Regions from separate parts of the Mus musculus genome. Here all the other regions are linked to region 3. The links are chromatin loops, found by intact Hi-C in ENCODE. Cell type or tissue: left cerebral cortex. All regions are shown on one strand. Each heading gives the region's core, and the rest is flanking DNA. Links, peaks and the distances in the headings are about the cores only.

What was found. Hi-C counts contacts between places; a loop is a spot of excess contacts. Peaks named below come from ENCODE experiments on the same cell type or tissue, not always from the same donor. Only the 100,000 strongest peaks of a DNase experiment are listed, where the experiment ranks them.
Region 1: a loop joins it to region 3, with 7 times the contacts of the local background. A loop is called at or near these places in 4 of 42 quality-filtered maps.
Region 2: it touches region 3 in a loop (8-fold over the local background); 26 of 42 quality-filtered maps call a loop at or near these places.

What each region holds. Positions count from the first base shown.
Region 1 is chr1:118,478,294-118,484,436 of GRCm38, reverse strand. The region is part of intron 8 of Clasp1 (CLIP associating protein 1); the gene reads right to left. Among named protein-coding and RNA genes, the nearest start is that of 2900060B14Rik, 22 kb to the right of the region's middle. In left cerebral cortex, for the core only: a CTCF peak has its summit at 2,707; DNase peaks (open chromatin) are centred at 3,008, 3,753, 4,546, 5,003 and 3 more places; H3K4me3 peaks cover 1,889 bases; H3K27ac peaks cover 2,210 bases.
Region 2 is chr1:118,456,333-118,462,475 of GRCm38, reverse strand. It overlaps Clasp1 (CLIP associating protein 1), which reads right to left. Exons shown (of 43, transcript NM_001359328.1): 3 at 2,597-2,675; 4 at 1,186-1,289; 5 at 1-10. 2900060B14Rik (RIKEN cDNA 2900060B14 gene) reads left to right here and starts at 3,211. Exons shown (of 1, transcript NR_027901.1): 1 at 3,211-3,807. In left cerebral cortex, for the core only: a CTCF peak has its summit at 3,423; DNase peaks (open chromatin) are centred at 2,949, 3,322 and 4,987; H3K4me3 peaks cover 1,501 bases; H3K27ac peaks cover 1,775 bases.
Region 3 is chr1:118,385,541-118,391,683 of GRCm38, reverse strand. It overlaps Clasp1 (CLIP associating protein 1), which reads right to left and starts at 2,626. Exons shown (of 43, transcript NM_001359328.1): 1 at 2,163-2,626. In left cerebral cortex, for the core only: a CTCF peak has its summit at 2,808; DNase peaks (open chromatin) are centred at 1,738, 2,416, 2,688, 3,305 and 1 more place; H3K4me3 peaks cover 3,077 bases; H3K27ac peaks cover 2,387 bases.

The sequences.
Region 1 (6,143 bases), core at 451-5,450, 93 kb before region 3:
TGAAATGGTTATGATGGATAAGCTGCATTTCTGTCTCCCTCACTCACATAGTCTTGGTGGCTTAAGTTTCCACTCTACAGTAATAGCATTCAAAGCAGGAATCAGCCTCTGTGCATGGCACACAGAACCCTGGTCATCTTCTCCACATGCTCTCCTCCAATAATAAGTCGCTGCTACAGCAAACTCATCGTTTGCATGTCACAATGCTTTAGCAGCATCCTACCCCACCCCCAAACCTCCTCAGCAAACATCTGACAGAACATCGCATCAGAACATCCTCCAGTGACGGGGTGCCAGTGCTTGACCTCGTTATTCTCCTCTGGGTGCTCATATTTCAAGCAGAAGGCACCACAGCTAGCTCCAATACCTGTTGTAATGTCCTTTTCAATGCTTTCATTTTTGAGTTATTCCCTGCAGCGGCTCCTGAGCACGGCACAGTTTCAGAATCATAGGAGCAAACATGACTCCATAACAACAGCAGTGGACTAGGAAGCACGAGGACATGCCAGATAGAGGAAAAACGCATCTCAGACAGCAGTGTGGAGTTTCCTTCCCTGTGTCCTGACACTGACCCAACTACAGAAAACCTGACACCTCAGTCCTTCTCTTCAGGGGCTGCCTACTGAGGATAACAAAACAAAAAGAACAAACAAAGTTTAGGAATGTGCTCTGAGAATACCAAACAGTAACTAACAGCTGTTGCTGTCATGGGCATACTGTCAACCTATCTTTTATCAGCCACAGACTGACAGATATTCAGACACGCCCCTGCCCAGAAATGGCCTCAAATCCGTTTGCTATCACACTTGCAGCTTAAACTGCATCTCAGTCACAGAAGGCAGGTAGTTTGAATTTAGTCCATTTGAAAGGAGCCTCCAAGCAGATGTGTGATCTTTGTGCTAAATTCAGGTTTAGCAAGGGCTCCTTCCAGGCTTCCAACCATTGACTTCCAGACTATTTTGCCCTGGTGTTTAGAAAATAGTCCGCAAATACAACAACTTAAGGCAAATGCTATTATCTTCATCAGCAACATGTTTTCAAACCCTCAAATGAAAGGCTCTTTGGAACATGAATTATTTAACATTCCTACCCAGGTATTGATTTCCTAAACAGCTTAAACAGTCAGTAGCCCTGACAAGAGGCATTGCAAGGTATGGAATTTACCATTGCTTTAACCCAGTAAATTATCAACAGGAAAATACGAACAGAGATACAGAATCTTCTAATAGGATTATTTTCAGTCAAGATAAAACTTCTGTTGGGTTTCAGCTATACTAGGCTTAGTTGAAGGAGCCATCATGCCAGCAAGATGGCTTAGTGGGTAAAGTCACTTGCTGCCAAGCCTGATGAATGGACTTCAGACTTAGGACCATATGGTGAAAGAAGAGAACCCACTCCCCTAAGTCAACCTCTGGCCTCACGTGTATACCCACCCCCCCACCCCCCCCCCCCACACACACAGAATAGCACAAGAAAATGCAAACAAGATAGACATACATGCCCTTTAGGATCCTTACAATATTAGCACAGTGCCAAAGTACTTGAGAGGAGCCCAGTTCCCCAGAGTGGAAGAGAAATGAACACAGGTCGCTGTGAGCAGTTGCACTTTGAGTCATTTCTGCTTCAGCTGAAGGGTCTGTCTGGAAATGTCCTTCAGAGACAACAGATTAGGTCTGCTGGGATCGTGACCCCCTAGGACAGCAGGCCAGTCAACAGGTTGCTCCATCAGCCACACTCAGTGGTCAACACAGACCTAATCTCTGTGGAGCCTCCCCATCCTCTCAGCACTCCCTAAGCCTGGGCAAATCCTCCAGGGGAAGCGAGGCCAGGCAGCAGGACAGTGTGCGAGCAAGTGCCGGGTGGCCTCACTCCTCAGCTTTCGTCACTTTACAGAATCCCCCTTCCCACACAGGGACTGGAAGGCAGTGACAGCATACTGCTACTGTGGTTTCCTTCTAGCAGCAGCTGGAGAAACGCAGACATTCCCAGCCTTTCTGAAGACAGCTTAAGCACATCAACAAATGCTTTAGATAAGAAAAACAGATTTATCCCCAGAACATAAAGGAGCACAGAAAAGCTAAAAGTACACAAAAGACCCACTGAGGACTGACTTCTGGTCACCTCTGCTTCTGTGTGTCCTTCCTCCTTGTCTTTTAAGGTCATCAACTTTACTCATCTGCAGGCCTTATCATCTCCCCTGCCTCCCTGTAAATAACATTCACGGCAACCATTTCTTTACTTTCTACCCATGGGTGTAAGCTAACAACACGATTATAAAATGTCCTGTTTATGTGACGTACCAATACATCAGTAATAATTACACTTTCCAAAACACAGGGCTTACCTTTGCCAGTGGTCATGTTGTCAGGGATCCGGCACCAGATAAAAATGCCCTTCTCACAGCAGCTTAGGCATCAGCAGACTCTCCTCCCACACCTTCTGCAGGAGAAGCCCTGTGACAACTGCCACCTCATTCCAAAATAAGAGCCTAGACTCTCGCCCTGAGTTTTTCACAACGGCCAGGGAGGGGACTGCCTCTGTCTGTCTTCACTCACAGATTATAATAAGAGTCTTTACAGCTTATTCATTTTGCAAACCAAAATTCTCAGTTCAAATTTCTCAGTTCCCTTAAGAAACTCCCTTTCCCTAACTACGATACACCTTCAAACAAGAAGCAACCTCAGTCTCACATGGACATGACGCCGGCAGTCCCTGCTGCTTACTCTACTGCACTGCAGAGAGGCAATCTTTTCTAGGCTATATGGAGAGGGCTTCTCAGCACAGCTCAACACATTTGCCAGCCTGGTAGCACAAGGCCCGCCTATTTGTGAGTTTGGAAACACTTTCCTAAGACTCTGAACTCTCCAAGCCTGTGAGATGCACAGCCTAGTAAACAAGCAAGGACAGAATGGGACCATTATCCACCTGAGCCACTTATCCAGCAACACTGCCTTTAAAGCTGTGTGAGTGGATAATGGAGGGTTGGCCACTTAATAAAGGCTCGCCTTTAAATGAATGCTTTGTCCTGGCCGCGCCTGGCAACATTCCAGACCTTACCTAACTTGCTCATTGAGCTCATCGGTGGTTTGTTTCCAGGCTTACAGGGAGCTCTAACTTCCAAGAAGTTAAATTAGGTAACATTTTGCAAGTTATTTTCAACAGTAAAAAATGTAAGGAAGGCTGTATTTTGCAGCAAAATGATAGGCGATGTATATTCGTGTGTGTAACAGATGATAAGAGTTATATAATTATCAGTTAACTGAGTGTGTGACTTTCTCTCTAATATTCTGTTCTTTCCTTTAGCTACAGACTATAGCATTTCCAAAGATTTAATCAATATGATGCAGTCTAGATTTCCTCATTAACATATTCGCTTTTCTTAGGAAACAACAACACATAAATTTTCTAACCAAATTATGTCCAGGGCCTCGTGTCAATCAAACACAACTCAAGACTGTTTAATGGCTATGGATAAAGGACACTGACTAGTCCCTAATTAATGCTCTTTCACTCTGAGAGTCTAATTTGCCTGGAAGCACAGCACATCTGCTTGATTTAAAAAAAAAGTACACAGAAAATAATTTGCTTTTTGAAAACCATGGAAGGAAACACTGTAATTTGTGTTTCAAGGGGTTTGCTAATTATATGGAAGGGGAAAAGAAAAAAAATACATCTATACAACAACAACATATTTTTAATGCTCATATTTTTTTGCCAGACAAAACTGAGTCTTTGGGTAGCTTAGCAACAAGGAAGCATTGCGTGGAGATGAAGCACCCACTTCAGACAGAAAGCACATTCTACATGGCTACTTGGCTATGTCTTTATTGCTAATTTCAGTCACAATCGTATTATACTCACAAAGGAATGAATATAATTTTAAGTATGTCAAGACATATAACCCAAGACGAGCCTTATCTATTCCTTAAAGCTATTACCCTTAACACTAGTAGGTCTATAAAAATGTGCTTATGAAAATTATTTTCAGTACCTGTACCTTAAGAAAACAAAGAACAAAAGCCATGAGAGTAGGGGGGCAGGACAGGAAGCTGAGCCAACAGGGCCAGCAGAGAAGGGTAAGTAAGAGAGGTAATGGGGAATGATCACATGTACCAGATACATGTATGAAATCGTCCGGAAGTTAAACAGTTAATCTTTACAAAACAAGTTTATCCAAGTTAGTGCTAATCTAGCGCTTCAATTTCTGGCTGAAACTAGTGTCATTGTTCACAAGTAACAAAAGTAAACATGAATGTCATCAAAAATTACAAATTTTATATACTAACACATAAAGGAGAGAGGACAACCTGCACAATGGGAGGGTGTCCTGCAAATTATTTATATGCTAGGAGTCTTATTGTCCATGAGTCTAAAAATAATTCATATGGTTCAGTCATGAAGACTTAAGATAGCACAATTTAAAAATGAGCAAAGGCCTCGGCGGTGGTGGTGCACATCTTTGATCCAAGCACTTGGGTGGCAAAGGCAGGTGGATCTCTGTGAGTTTGGGGACAGTCTGGTCTGCAGAATAAATTCTGCAGGGCTACAGTGAAACCCTGTCTTGAAAAGTGATAGGTAGGTAGGTAGGTAGGTAGGTGTTAAAAGGATCAGTGGGACGGTTCAGGGGGTGAAGGCGCCTGCTGCCAAGACTGACAACTTAAGATCAAGCCCTGGAACTCACATGGTGGGAGGGAGAACTGACTCCAGAAAGTTACCATCTGACCTCTTATCTGAATGCCACGGCCGGTATATATTCAAATAAATGTGCTTTAAAAGTTAAATGTGGCAGACTGCTTGGAGTATTAGGTGCACCAATGTGTCTAGTGATGCCAGCACCAGTCTGACTGCCACATTACCACTGCCAGAGAGCTGACACTACCATGTAGAAAACACGTTTAGAGTGATGAGCCAGGGTCACCTTACATCAGGGGCTGTCAGAGAGGAGACTGCGCAATAACAGTCCCACAGAAGCAAGCACCCAACAAGCTACTGATTCCAGCACAGTGACTCACTTGTTTGAGATAAGGCAAACGCTGGCTGTGCGGTGACTGCAATGACAGCTGGCAGCAGATCCCAGGTAGAGGGCAAACATAAAGCAGCTAATTGGAAATACAAATAGCTACTGTGTCATTCCTGTGGACAGGCTGTGCAAAAGAATTGCTAGTTGTCTTAGTTTGGGTTTCCAGTGCTGTGAGCAGACACCATGACCTAGGCAACTCTTAAAAAGGACAACAATGAATTGGGGCTGGCTTATAGGTTCAGGGGTTCAGTGCATTATCATCATGGCAGGAAGCATGGCAACATCCAGGCAGATGTGGCACTGGAGGAGGTGAGAGTTCTACATCTTGTTCCGATGGCAAACAGGAGAATACTGTTTTCCAGGCAGCTAGGAGGAGGGTCTCAAAGCCCACTCGTAAGTGACACACTTCCTCCAACAAGGCCACAGCTAATAGTGCCATTCCCTGGCCCCAGCATATTCAAAACCGCACTAGTATTTCTGATATATATACCAAGAATGCGGAAATGAGGCCGCTTGGTTGTTGTACAACAGTAATTGGTATAAAGAACAAGGTCTTAGGGTGTACAAGTATGACCCTGTAGGTTACCACTGGGCATCTAAAGCCAATGCAGCAAAGGCGGTTAAACAGAGTCCACCAGCTTCTTTGCAAAACACAAATGAAGCGATCCGGCACTGCATTACACACCTGTCTACTATCCTGTCAAATGACTTCAAAGCATTAGAAACAGAAGCTGGAGTAATAACATAAAATCCTCCATTCTGCATTCTTCCAGAAGTAGAGCCTGATATCTGGTGGCTTTAGCGGAGAAAGACAAACACTGTCATTAGTGTACTGAGTCCACGGTGCTCCCTATAACACTACAGAGGCCCCTGGGTGAAAAGGGAACCTCTCCTTCTCCTCCTAAAACTAGAGACATTAAAGCCCCATATAAATAAAACAGTGCTTTGGGGGAAAAATGTCAATGCATATTCCAATAATTTGAAATAGTTTTTTTATCATAAGTATGAATTTATTTTCACATAGTATTCATTTTATGGTAGAAGTAAGTCAGCCAGCCAGCCAGCCTACAGGTGGTCAGCCAATCATGCTGGGCACCAGCTCCATCTAGGCACAGTGCTAAGG
Region 2 (6,143 bases), core at 321-5,320, 71 kb before region 3:
CCCACACATACTGTAGGCGACAAGGGACAGGTGAGAGGGAAAGGATTCTGCAACTCTTCACAGTAAGACAGGAGTCATCAAAACAAGAGCTCTTGGCAGGAACCAAACTGGTCCCATACCCACCCACCCCCAGGCTCCTCTCATAATCACATTGACATTAGACAAGGTACAACTTTATTAAACACACCCAGTTAAAGTGTGAAAAGCATATGTACTTATGTAACATCACTGGGTTCTCCCAACTGCCCTAAAGAGGTATAACCGCCCCATTTTATGACTGAGAATAGTTCAGCCCAAAGCATAGTGGGTACACACACTGCTTTCTGTCTCCTCACTGAGGCTCACTCCAGGACTTGTTTTATCTCCCTGGGGAAACTGCTGTTGGCTGCCCCAGCTGCAACCCCTAACAATGGTCAGTGTGACCCTAAAAGACAGGGCTGGATCCATCCATTCTAGCAAGCCCAGCTAACTATCATATAGGAAGCACAGCCCTAGCCAGGCCTACTGGCTCCTCCGATACCACTAGCTGCCTCTTTCCAGAAAAATGGAGAGCCAGTCATGTAAATAAGCTAAAGGGCCTAATAGAGTAATCAAACAGTCAACACTCCAACTCACTAATTTATTCAAATGAAACAGTCTATTAGTTATGTATTTAGATCTCTCATATGAGGAAGGGCTGTGGGACATAAGAATGGTCATCTCTGTACTAGCTGGTTTTATGTCAAGTTGACACAAGCTAGAGTCATTAGAGAGGAAGGAGCCTCAATGAGGGAACATCTTCATGAAATCCAGTTCTAAGGCATTTTCTCAATTAGAGATCAATGGGGGAGGACCCCGGCATATTGAGGGTGGTGCCATCCTTGGGCTGGTAGTCCTGGGTTCTATAAGAAAGCAAGCCATGGGAAGCAAGGCAGTATGAAGTACCCCTCCATTCCCTCCGCATCAGCTCCTGCCTCCAGGGTTCCTGCCCTGCTTGAGTTCCTGTCCTGACTTCCTTCAATGATGAACAGTGCTGTGGAAGCATAAACTACTGAACAAAGCCTTTCCTCCCCAACTAGCCTTCTGCTCGGTGTTTGTTGAAGCAATAGAGACTAAAACAACCTCTAACCCATTAGCTTAAGAGAAACTAAGCCCAGAGAGTCGCACACACGGTTTGTGAAGACAGTCCCACTTCGCTTGGCCTACCTGGGGATTAGCAGCTTGATCCATGATCTTTAGCAGCAGGGTTTGGTCTTGCTCCCTCACGGAGTCTTTAGCATCTCCCAGTCTGTCTATTAGACTTGGCAACACTGGAAACCAAAATGGAAATGGAGTAAATGAGAATACATCTTGAGATCTGAGGTCACCCGCCGCTCATCTGCAGTTTGCTGGCCTAAGGTAGCTATTCCAAAGCTAGGGATGGGTGAGGACTGTGTCTATAATCTCTGCACTCGGGTCGTGGAGGAAGGAGAATCAGGAGTTCAAGGTCATCCTTTGCAGGCAATGTTGAAGACCAGCCAGTGGCACCCAGTGTGGGAGGGAGAGAGGGACCTTACGGTAGGAGGGCTCCCACAGCCCCAAAGTCCCCTGCAGCTGGGAGAGTGAGCCATTCTCATCAGGGGGTATGCATAAGGACTCACCTTATAAACATCCCTCAGCTACGCTTCTGCATGCAACCCTAGTGAGACTCGGTAGGTCATGGGAGGGGAAAGACAGGAATGTAGAAGGAGCTAAGTGGAGAAAGAAGGTATCAAGCAGGAGTGAGAGGGAAATAGAGGCAACTGTAAGAGTGGAGGTGTGGTTGAAATACACTGTAGGGAATGCCATGCTTGAAATGACATATGCAATGGAAACATTAAGCAACAGACCAGCATGCTTCAGTGGCATTGGGTACATTTTACTTATAGCATACAAAAGACACACAGCACACCCACACACTGAAGCATGGGCCAGCCCACCCATGTCTATTCCAACCCCGTTAGGCCTCTGGTGAGAATCCATGAGTCCTGAGCTAATGTAGGGGGGAAATGGAAAATGGTTCAAACATCAGATTCCTAACAGTAAGTTTCAGGATCCCACCATCCTTCTCAGTGAGCGCACTGACTGCAAAGCTACAGAAAAAGAAAAGGACAGACAGACACTGGTAATGAACACTAGTGGAGAATTCCAGCTGACACTGTGGCTCAGTGGTTATTGCTTGCTGGCATACAGAGGACATAGATTCTATTCACCCACTGCGCACACAAAAGGGAATCAAGAAAAGAGAATAGAGAAATTTGCTACTGAAACAGTTGTATAAACAGAATTGCTTAGTGTTTACATCGCCACCATGAAACACACTGATTTAGAGACATCTAAACGGTGGAAAAATCCAACTGGCTCCTTTTTTGTAGGACTTTTCAAAGAAAACTGAGTCTCCGAGGAGGTTGAGAGGACAATGCGTACTGGCTGGCATCAAGCTGATGTCTAAACTGGCATAAAAATCCTCAATTGGCAATATTATAATAATTCGGGTTTAGAGGGGAAGGTACCAGTTTAGGGGCGGTGAGGCCACGATGTGGGGTGAGTCCAGGGTGGGACGGAAGGATGAGAGCCTGCTATGCTAGCTAAGGCTCACCTGTGCCGATTTGCGCCTTGAACCGGTCCTGCAGCCTAGTCACCAGTGCCGACAGGATGTCCATGCCCAAGAGAACCACCTGCAACGCAAAGAAGCACAGCGTCAGCGGTGCAGTGGGATGGCGCTGACATAGCTGGTCCCCGCGGGCGCCCAGCGACTGGGAAGACTGAGCTGGCTGGTCAGGAAAGGGTACTCGGCACGGAAAAACCCGCTACCGTTTGGAAGAAAAACTCGCCGAAGCGGAACTCCACTGAAGCAGCACGACCTAGAGGAGCCTACTGCGGCCCCGCCCTCTCCTTGAGTTGCGTATGCAAATTTACCAGGTCGCACCCTCCCCCCAAATTGCTAACTCTAAGCCTCCCTCCGGCCCCGCCCAGAAAGGCGTGTATGCAAATTTTCAGACTTGTGACGCGCGGCCTTCTGGGTAAAGACAAGCAGGCTTCAGAAAGCCCCTTGGGAGTTTCAGAAAAACAGAAAGGGTATTCGACGTGGGAAGCAGCAGTCGAAGAAAATACTGTACACCGGGCAGGTTGGGGTAGGCCTCCTGCGGTGGTCACCGCAACCAAACCCGGACTTAGAGCTTTCTGGCTGCCGGGCGCGCGTGGTTGCAAGCAACCATCCTTTTCTTGGGGTTGCGCTACTGTCCAATGAACGCGTAGTGAGGGCAGTACTGCTAACGCCTGACAACACACCTGCATCGGTTAGAGCTCTGCTTTACCTTGGTGCAATTTTTGGAAAAAACCACAAAACCTCTCTTCCTTACCTAAACATTTAAAGATTAAAGTAGCCGCGTGTGTACTGTTGCCCTCCTCGCAGTTCCTTTATTGTATGCTAGAGGGCAGCCGGACAGTAATTACTGGAGACCAGCTTTCTCACCGCTGCCCTAAGACTGTGATACACTAAGAAGCGCTCCCTTTGGAAAATGTTGTAATACAGATAAAGGGTTCCGTATTTGGGTTTTCATCCAGCTTACAAGTAAATCTATATACTAATTCAAACACCAAGCCAGCACTGGGAGGAATTAGATACTTGAAAGTGTATAATTCTTTTGAGGCGCAGAGTCTATGTAGCCCTTAGCATGTAGCCCCTGCTGGCCTCAAACTTGTAGCTCCCGACTGCTAAAATTAAAGGCATGTACCACTTCCCGGGGCCCTTTTTTCTCCCAACTTTTAAAATAGTTCTATTTATGAGCATTTTCTTTAAAACAAAGCAAAAAAAAAAAAAAAAAAAAAACCAAAAAAACAAAAACAAACAAAGGTCTTACTTTTGAGCCACAGGATTTAAGTTTCCTTAGTTTGGCTTCCTTCCAAAGAGCACAGTAGGAATGGGAGGTAATTTTACAGTACAGAAACCTGACAAACTATTACCTCAGCCAGGTGACCAAGGTCAGCTTAAACAATGCTAAGTCATGCTGGTGATGTAAGCTTGGTATAATATAATGCACACTTCACCTCTGTCACAGTCTCTTTAAAGCCCACAAGCTGTGAGTAATCTCAAGGAAAATATGAGGGAAACTCAAACACCTGCCCAGTGCGTCGCTGTCAGGGCCAAAACCAAGGATACCGAGAAACTGCCACAGTGAAGACAAATTTTTTATAGTTTCTTAATTTGCCTGGGAAAAGGAAAATGACTTTTTCCAGATATTGTTTTGTTTTGTTTTGAAAGAACCAAATAATAAACAAACCAACTTAAGAGCCAAAGAATGGGCTCCATTGAAAGTTCAGTGTACATAGAGCAAGAGAAATTAAACAGGAAAGCTCCAAGTGCAGCCCAAGGAAGCAAAGGGTTAGAGACCCCCAAAGCGCAGGTGCACAGCAGAGACAGATGCTCTGACAGACAGAGCAGTGGTAAAAAGCAACAGCTGACAATCACTATAGGCTACTACAAAGGAAAAGGGAGGGAGGGAGGGAGGGAGAGAGCAAGGGAGGCAGGGAGTGACAGCACAAAGAAATAGGAACTGCACACTGCTGTTGGAGATGCAAAATGAAAATCAGTGTGCAAAATGTCTTCAGAAAATTAAATAGAACTGAACTGTATGATCCAGCAATTCTGCTCTGGATGTGAACACACGGAGGTAAAGCAGGCTCAAGGGCTCTGCGTGCTCATGTCCGTGGCAGCAATTCTACAGTAAGTATGGAAACGCTCGCTCAACACATGGTCTTATCGCTCCAGTCCTCTAGCCTTCCTATCTACAACTGTGCTTTCACAGTTTTAGCTATCACAGCAAACAACAGTCCCAAAGTAACACATGAAAATTCCTGAAGTAAACAACTTATTGAATTTAAATTGTGTGCTATTCTGAAAGCACAGTACACGATCACACTCTACTGCTCAGTCCCACTCAGAAATGAGAACCATCCCTCTGGCATCCGGCATCCAGGCAGTATACGCTGCCCTCCACGAATCACTTGGCAGTCACACTGCAGCTCTGCTGGGAGACAGAGTGAGCTTACTTGCAAATGTTCCCAAAGCACAAGAGTGACACTGACAATCTGGGCATGCCAAAGAGAAAGTATTGGGACTACAGGGTGTAGCTCCACACCTGGCTTCCTCTTCAGCAAGGGCTTCACAGCCTCGTGAATATGTGCAGAAACACAAATAGTAAGACATTCAGCACAAGGTGGTGGGCTCCCTCCTACTGACTACAAACCGGAAGGCAGTGCCACTAGCTCACATGCAAATTGATAGCAGACAGCGGAATCCATCAACAGCCAGGAAAGGAAAGAGATCCTGCCACAGCGAGCACTGGAGCAGTGGCCACAGTGCTATTGTTACATAGCCGCCCTTGGGTCACTCCAGTATCTACAGGGAATAAAACGAGAGTGCCTCCTGTCACACACCAGACACAACCAGTACATCTTCAAAAGCAGCTCCACGATCCTGGGATAGGAGAAAATCCGGGCCAGATAAACAAACTTCACAGGACCAGACTGAAGAGCTGGACCACACTGGATGAGCTCTCTCATTCCTAAGGCCCTTTGGAAGAAACAACACACTCCAAATCCATACGGAGACTCAGCATAGCCATGATGTTTACAAGCCTTCTGACTACACCAAGGCCATTCAGTGCTGCACTACCACCACACTCACAGACCTGGCCTGCTCACCTCTCTCCAGGTAGCTTCAGACCTTGGACAAGTCATAACACCTCCGAGGCAACACCAAATAACCTCCAAAGTCAGCTGACTCTCTTTGGTGCCCTGATAATGCCAGGTCCTGAAAAAACACACAGGTTCCCTAATCCCAAACTCTTGGGGACAGGGGACAGCAGGCTCCACCATCCATTGTCAGCTATCCGTCTCCAAGAACCACCTTACAATTATATATCCACTCTACAAAGCACACGTGAGGGCTAGGCAGCTTTATTAATATGCCTGGCACACAGTAGGTACCCATAAGGACCTGCCCCCCTCAGCAAGAAAGCAAGGGTTAGGGCTGGGAAGAGGGCTCAGTTGGTAAAGTGCTTGAAGTGCAATGTCCATCCCTAGAGCCCAAAGAAAAGGCCAGGTATGGTGGCGTTTGCCTGTAAGCCTCACACTGAGGAGGC
Region 3 (6,143 bases), core at 589-5,588:
CACTTGAGATGATGCTGGATCTCCTCTCATCCACTATTTCCCCCACATGAACTTCTACCATCCTCTACTTTCATGGGGAAGTGAAGGGGTGAATCTAGATATTCTTCACACAGAGCATGATATTGGGACATATAACCTCTGACATTTAAAATCACTGGTTCACATGGGATTGAACTTTCAGTGATAAGAGTTTCATGGGAGAAAATGTGTCCCGAATCCGTAAGAGGTAAGAGAGTAATTAAATTCAAAGAAGTCAGGCAGGAAATCTGCTCACAGAGCAGCCTGTCCCTAGCTACAACTCATAAAGCAGGGATAGCATCTTGCCAGGTAAGATGTTCCTCTAATTTTGACATGGAGCCAGAATTCAGAAGCCTACAAACAAATTTTCATTAGCATAAGTTGGCACACAAAACACAAGGAGTCCTCATAGCAAGACAGAGAGTTTCAAGGCTTCAGATAAAAAAAAAAAAAAAAAAAAAAAGCAGAAGAAAACAGAAAACAGACTGCCTCAGCTAGCTTTCTTATACAGGCAGGACTGCCTAGGGAGAGTACTGCCCACAGTGGGCTGAGCACTTCCACCTCAACCGCCAAGAAAGACAAGCTTTTACAGACATGGCCACGGGCCAATCTAATCTGGGAAATTCCCAGGTCACAGCTCCCTCTTCTCAGGTTGAAAGGAGGTTGTATCACATTGACAATAAAAACTAACACAGTTACATGTTGCCCATAATAAACAGTGACTTACAGAAACTGAAATTTTGAGTTTTACTGCTACAAGGGTGCAATTAGTCAACTTTACAAAGATGAATGAACAAACAGCTCATTAAAATTTAAGTCTTTCTTAGCAAGTAAAAAAGATAAACAATACTCAGTTCTCTGGGGCGCTGTGTTATTTTCCCTATCTCTACGTCGCTGCATCAATGTTGCCATTCTCGCTCCTACTCCATGAATAAGAAACCGGACCATTCGGTTTAGGATCCCTCATAACAAGAGTTCTATATATGTCATGAATAACAATAAAATTATCATCTCTAAGGCCAGAATTGATACTAGCCTGTGGCACCTGAATCTGGTACAAGGTAGATGCAAAGGCATCGCTCCTGACCCTTCCACATCACTATCTCCCAAAGGACTGGAGCGTCCAAAGCGCTCATTGCCACATCACAAATTAAAGTATCAGGTTTAAAGAACTCACAGGTTCCACCATTAGGTCAGTGTTTCATGAACGGATCCCGGCACAGAAATCCATCCGGATGCGACACACATGCTTTAAGGCTCCAACTAATTGTTCTTTTAATTTAAGAAATAAACACAGTTATTTTTAAAATCTAGATATATTATGTAATGAGATTGACTTTGGAAAACCCCACACTCATCCAAGCAACTCATAAAATGGAAAGCAAGATTCAATCCGCTCCATTGTATCCAACCAGACCAACGTGCAAGATCACACACTCATCTTCGTCAGAGCGGCTCTGCCAATACCGAAGAACAACAAAGGCAAGTTGGAGAGGCTGCACAGGCTTAACTCAGCGCTTGTCCGCTCTTCCCTGCTTCGCAAAGATCCTATATGAGGGGCCCTCCTGGGACAAGGGGACCTTCCGCACCCCGCTGGGCCCCGGCTGCTCCGCTTTTGTCTGGCCCAGGCTGGGGGCACCGGCCGCCCGGCCTGCCTCCCCGACAACCCCTTCTTCCCTCTGAATCTTTCTCCACACCCATCACTCGCCGATGATTAGTTGTAGTGAGGTTTTCTCTCCTGGAGCCCCTTCCCGCTCAGTGTAATCTCGGTTCCTTTCAAAGAGATCCCGGGGCTGCTTTGGCGTCTCCCAAGCCGGCCAGGGGAGACTCCGGGTCAGGAAGGGGCCCCGGGGTGGGGTCTGAAAGAGACAGTCACACAAAGCCAGGCTTGACCCCACAGTCGCCCCACCTCCCCTCTGCAAAGCAGCCTACAATCAGAACTGAAGCCGGAGGCCGCGCGTCCTGGGTCCTCACCCAGATCCCATCCCAGGGCCGCCCCCTCCCCCAAAAGTGCACCCCAGAGCGGCTGACAGCACTGGACACCGTCCCCACCCGGACCCTGCGCCCGCCGCCGCTCGGAAAAGAAGCAGGGCCCTCCAGTGGACTCCATTCTGAGCATTCTTCGTCTTAAACCCGGTACTTACAGTTCTATTATTCACTACTGTTGCGGCTGCGGACCGGACAGCCACCGCCTTCTCCTCCACCCCAATGAGGTTAAGCGCTTGGTGCGGGGATTAAAAAAAAAAAAAAAAAAAATGAAAAACCAAAATGCGCCTGCGCAGAGAGGTCTCCCTGTGTCCTCTTACCGCCACCGGCCGGGCTGAACCATAGAGACTGTAATCTCAGCCCAGAGAGGTGGCTTCCTCTCTATGGTAACGCCCAGCGCTGGGGCCCGCATGAAGTTTCAGGTCCCGCCGCCTTTGCCTTTGACCCGAATGGCGACCCGTAGCATAAAGGTGCTTTAATAAAAAAAGGTGACCAAGGAGAATTTAAGGAATGTTTAGAGCCTTTAAAGGAGAGGAAGCAAAACTCGAGCAAGACTAGGAGAAGGCTGTGCGATAAAAGAGCTAGAGAGGAGTCAGGAGCGCTTCCAGCCGGAACTTCCTTTGATTGTCGAGGTGTTTGATACTTGAATTAAACAATCTTTCACTTCTGGGTTACGGGTGCCCGCTATTTACCGGGCGACTTCAGTGAAAGAAATTGGCCCCCGCGACTTCCCGTAGCTGACAGCGCGTTGGGCTTGTCCTGAATATGCGTACAAGCGCTGCTACCGGAAGCCCAGGTTTTAAACCGTTCTTCGCGCTTTAGCGAGCCAGGGCGCGAGGTGGAGGCTGCTGAGATTGGTGTGAGAGTGTGCCAGTTTCTTTTCTAAGTTCCTTCACAACAACGTCGCCTCGCGTCCCGCGTGGCCTTCAGGTTATATCTGAGGTTTTTGGGCTATGCAGATTGCAGCGCTACTTTCAAGGAGCCTAAGGACGCCCTGTTTTGTCCTTCTACGCCCGTGTGCTACCCAACAGTTTGGATTTGAGAGCTTTTGTGTTGCAGTTGTACACTGGTGAAAATCACTTTTAAAGTGTCGGATTGGCTTCCTCTGTCAAGACTGGGTGTTTATGGGGACTCTTTTGTGCGGGAATGTGTATGTATTGGGAGATGTGTGATAACGCCGTCAGATCTTCCGGACTTGGAAAGGCAAGCCAAAACAATAAAGCCAATCACAGACCTGTGTGGTGCAGAAAAGGTATAGGATTCACATGCAGGACGGGACTCGTGATTGAATATAGAAAAAGTAACATCTTTAAGATGTAAATGCAAGCAAGTTTACTAACCGTGGGTGGAAAACCCTGAAGCGCGTTCTAGAAAGAAATACCGCCGGGTCAAGGGCCGAGCGGAAGTGGGTGGTATGCTGGGAGAACAATGTGTGGAGAGTAGTCAACTGGAAAGGAAAAGAGAAACCCAAGAAAAGTTTGATAAGTTCAATGGGAAGGAATTTGTGCATATTAACAAAAGAAACGTTGTAGCTGGTTTTTATTGTACAGTTCAGTGCACTTACATTGTTAAGTAGCCACTCTTCTGCTTTCTTTTTGTCATACAAAAAATGCACCTGTTAATTTGTAATTCCTCTTTACCTTTAGCTCTGATTACCACCATTCTGCTTTCTATGGATTAAAATACTGAGAGTATTTTGAAAGTGGAGTCATATAGTCTTGGTCTTTTTATTTTTTTTAAGATTTATTTATTCATTATATGTAAGTACACTGTAGCTGTCTCAGACACACCAAAATAGGGCATCAGGTCTCATTATGGATGGTTGTGAGCCACCATGTGGTTGCTAGGAATTGAACTCAGGACCTCTGGAAGAGCAGTCAGTGCTCTTAACCGCTGAACCATCTCTCCAGCCCAGTCTTGGTGTTTTTATAACTGGTTCATTTCACATAGTCTAATAGACTCCAGAGCTGTCAGTGCATGTTGTAGCATGTGTCCAGAGTGCCCTCTTTAAAGCTGAATAATGTGTCAGTACATGCATTCACCACCCTGGCTACTTTCGTCATTTGCTATTCTACACAATGTTGTGAACATGGATATCGGTCTGTCTTTAGGATTCTACTTTTAGGGACACAGGAGATGACTCAAGATGACTGAATAAAGGCACAAGCTGACAAGCCTGGTTACCTGAATTCTGTTCTCCACAATGGAAGGGGAGAACAAGTTATCTGCTCACTTCCACATGGCCATTATGGCCCATAAGCTCAATAAATACTCAACACAAACATAAATAATGAACAAATGAGTGAATGATTTTTTTAAAAGGTCACGTTTAATAGAAAAGTTGGAAACAAAATGAAGATAGCCACACTTGATTCATATTGTTACTCATACCTTTACTAGAGATGGTTACATAGTAAAAAAGAAAAAGAAAAAAAAAAAGAATGTTTGGTATTGTTTGCAAAGCAGTGGAGGAATAGGACCTCACTTGCTAATCAACTGCTCTAAGAGGGAACTAACCTCCCCCTGAACTCCAAGAACTATTTTAAAAAGTGACTCACCCAGAAGTCAGAAAGCTAAATGTACTCTTCATTTATACAGAGCAGTTATGTAGGAACAGACCTATACCAGGTATTGTGCTCAGTGATGAAATTATCAAAGTTCTGTGTTACGTATAGGTTGAGGGGAGGCCCAACAACCGTGCATCCCACAAGTGGTCAGAAAAGTACAGTGCCTTAAGAACTGGCAGCTCACTGCTGAGAACAAGAAGATTGAAAGAAAACACCTGGACACAAAAGAGTGAGGTTTATTCAAGGTGGGGATACTGTGCTGGGCATCAATCAGGGCCTTGTGCATGCTGTGCAAATGCTTATTGCCAGGCTATGAACCACAGACTCAACAAAAGCTAAGTAACAAGGAGGGCCCAAGGCGGGTGATTGATCTCACTGAGAAGAGGAAATGGACTAGACATTGGTGGGGTTGATGGAAGGAGGGAACTGGGTTAAAAGCTTAGAATTAGCAAACTGACACCAAAACGTTCACTGTCATAATGGTTTGGGGACTTTTTTGGTTTAGTTTTTCACTGTACATTTGCCTGGTTTATGGTTCATAGCATGGTTATCCTGTACTTTATGACTAATATCCACTTATGATTATGTACATACTGATACATTATTCTCCACCAGTGAAATGAGCCAATTCAAGCCAAGTTAGAATATATAAGGGCAGGTTTATTGGGAAACCACTCTCAGACAGGTTCACTGGTCCCAAAGAACAAGGCCAGGGAAGTCACTGTGGGGAAGGAGAGAGGGGACGAGAGAGAAAGCCTGTGCATGCAGGGAGAAAGAAAATGTGGGAGAAGTGGGGTAGCAGAGGGCAGGGTATGCCAGACATGCCATGGAACAGGTAGGGACTGAGGGATACTAGGAGAAGCTGGAGGCCAGGAACACTTTGGTATGTTAATACACACCTCATTTCCTTGTCGCAAGTCTGAGTCCAAACACATACCATGTTTGTCTTTCAGGGTTACCTGACTTAAGATGATCTTTTCCATTTGCCTACAAATTTCATGATGTCACTGTTTTAATGGCTGAGTAATACTCCATTGTATAAATGTACCATATTTTCCTTATCAGTTCAGTCAAGGAACATCTAGGCTGTTTACAGTTTCTGGCTATTACGAATAAAACTGCCATGAACGTAGTTGAGCAAGTGTCCTTATGACATGGTGGGACATCTTTTGGGTATATGCCCAGAAGCGGTATGGCTGGGTCTTGAGGTAGAACTATTCCAAATTTTCTGAGAAAATTTGATTTCCAAAGTGGCTGTACAGTCTGCCAGCAGTGGAGGAGTGTTCCCCTTGCTCCACATCCACGCCAGCATGAGCTGTTGCTTGAGTTTTTGATCTTAGCCATTCTGACAGGTGTAAGATGGAATCTGAGAGTTGTTTTAATTTGCATTTCCCTGATGACTAAGGATGTTGAAATTTTCTGTAAGTGCTTCTCAGCCATTAGAGATTCTTCTGTCAAGAATTCTCTGTTTAGATATGTACACCATTTTCTGATTGGGTTATTTGGTTTGTTAATGTCTAATTTGAGTTCTTTATATATTTTGGGTATCAGCCCTTTTGTCAGATGTAGGGT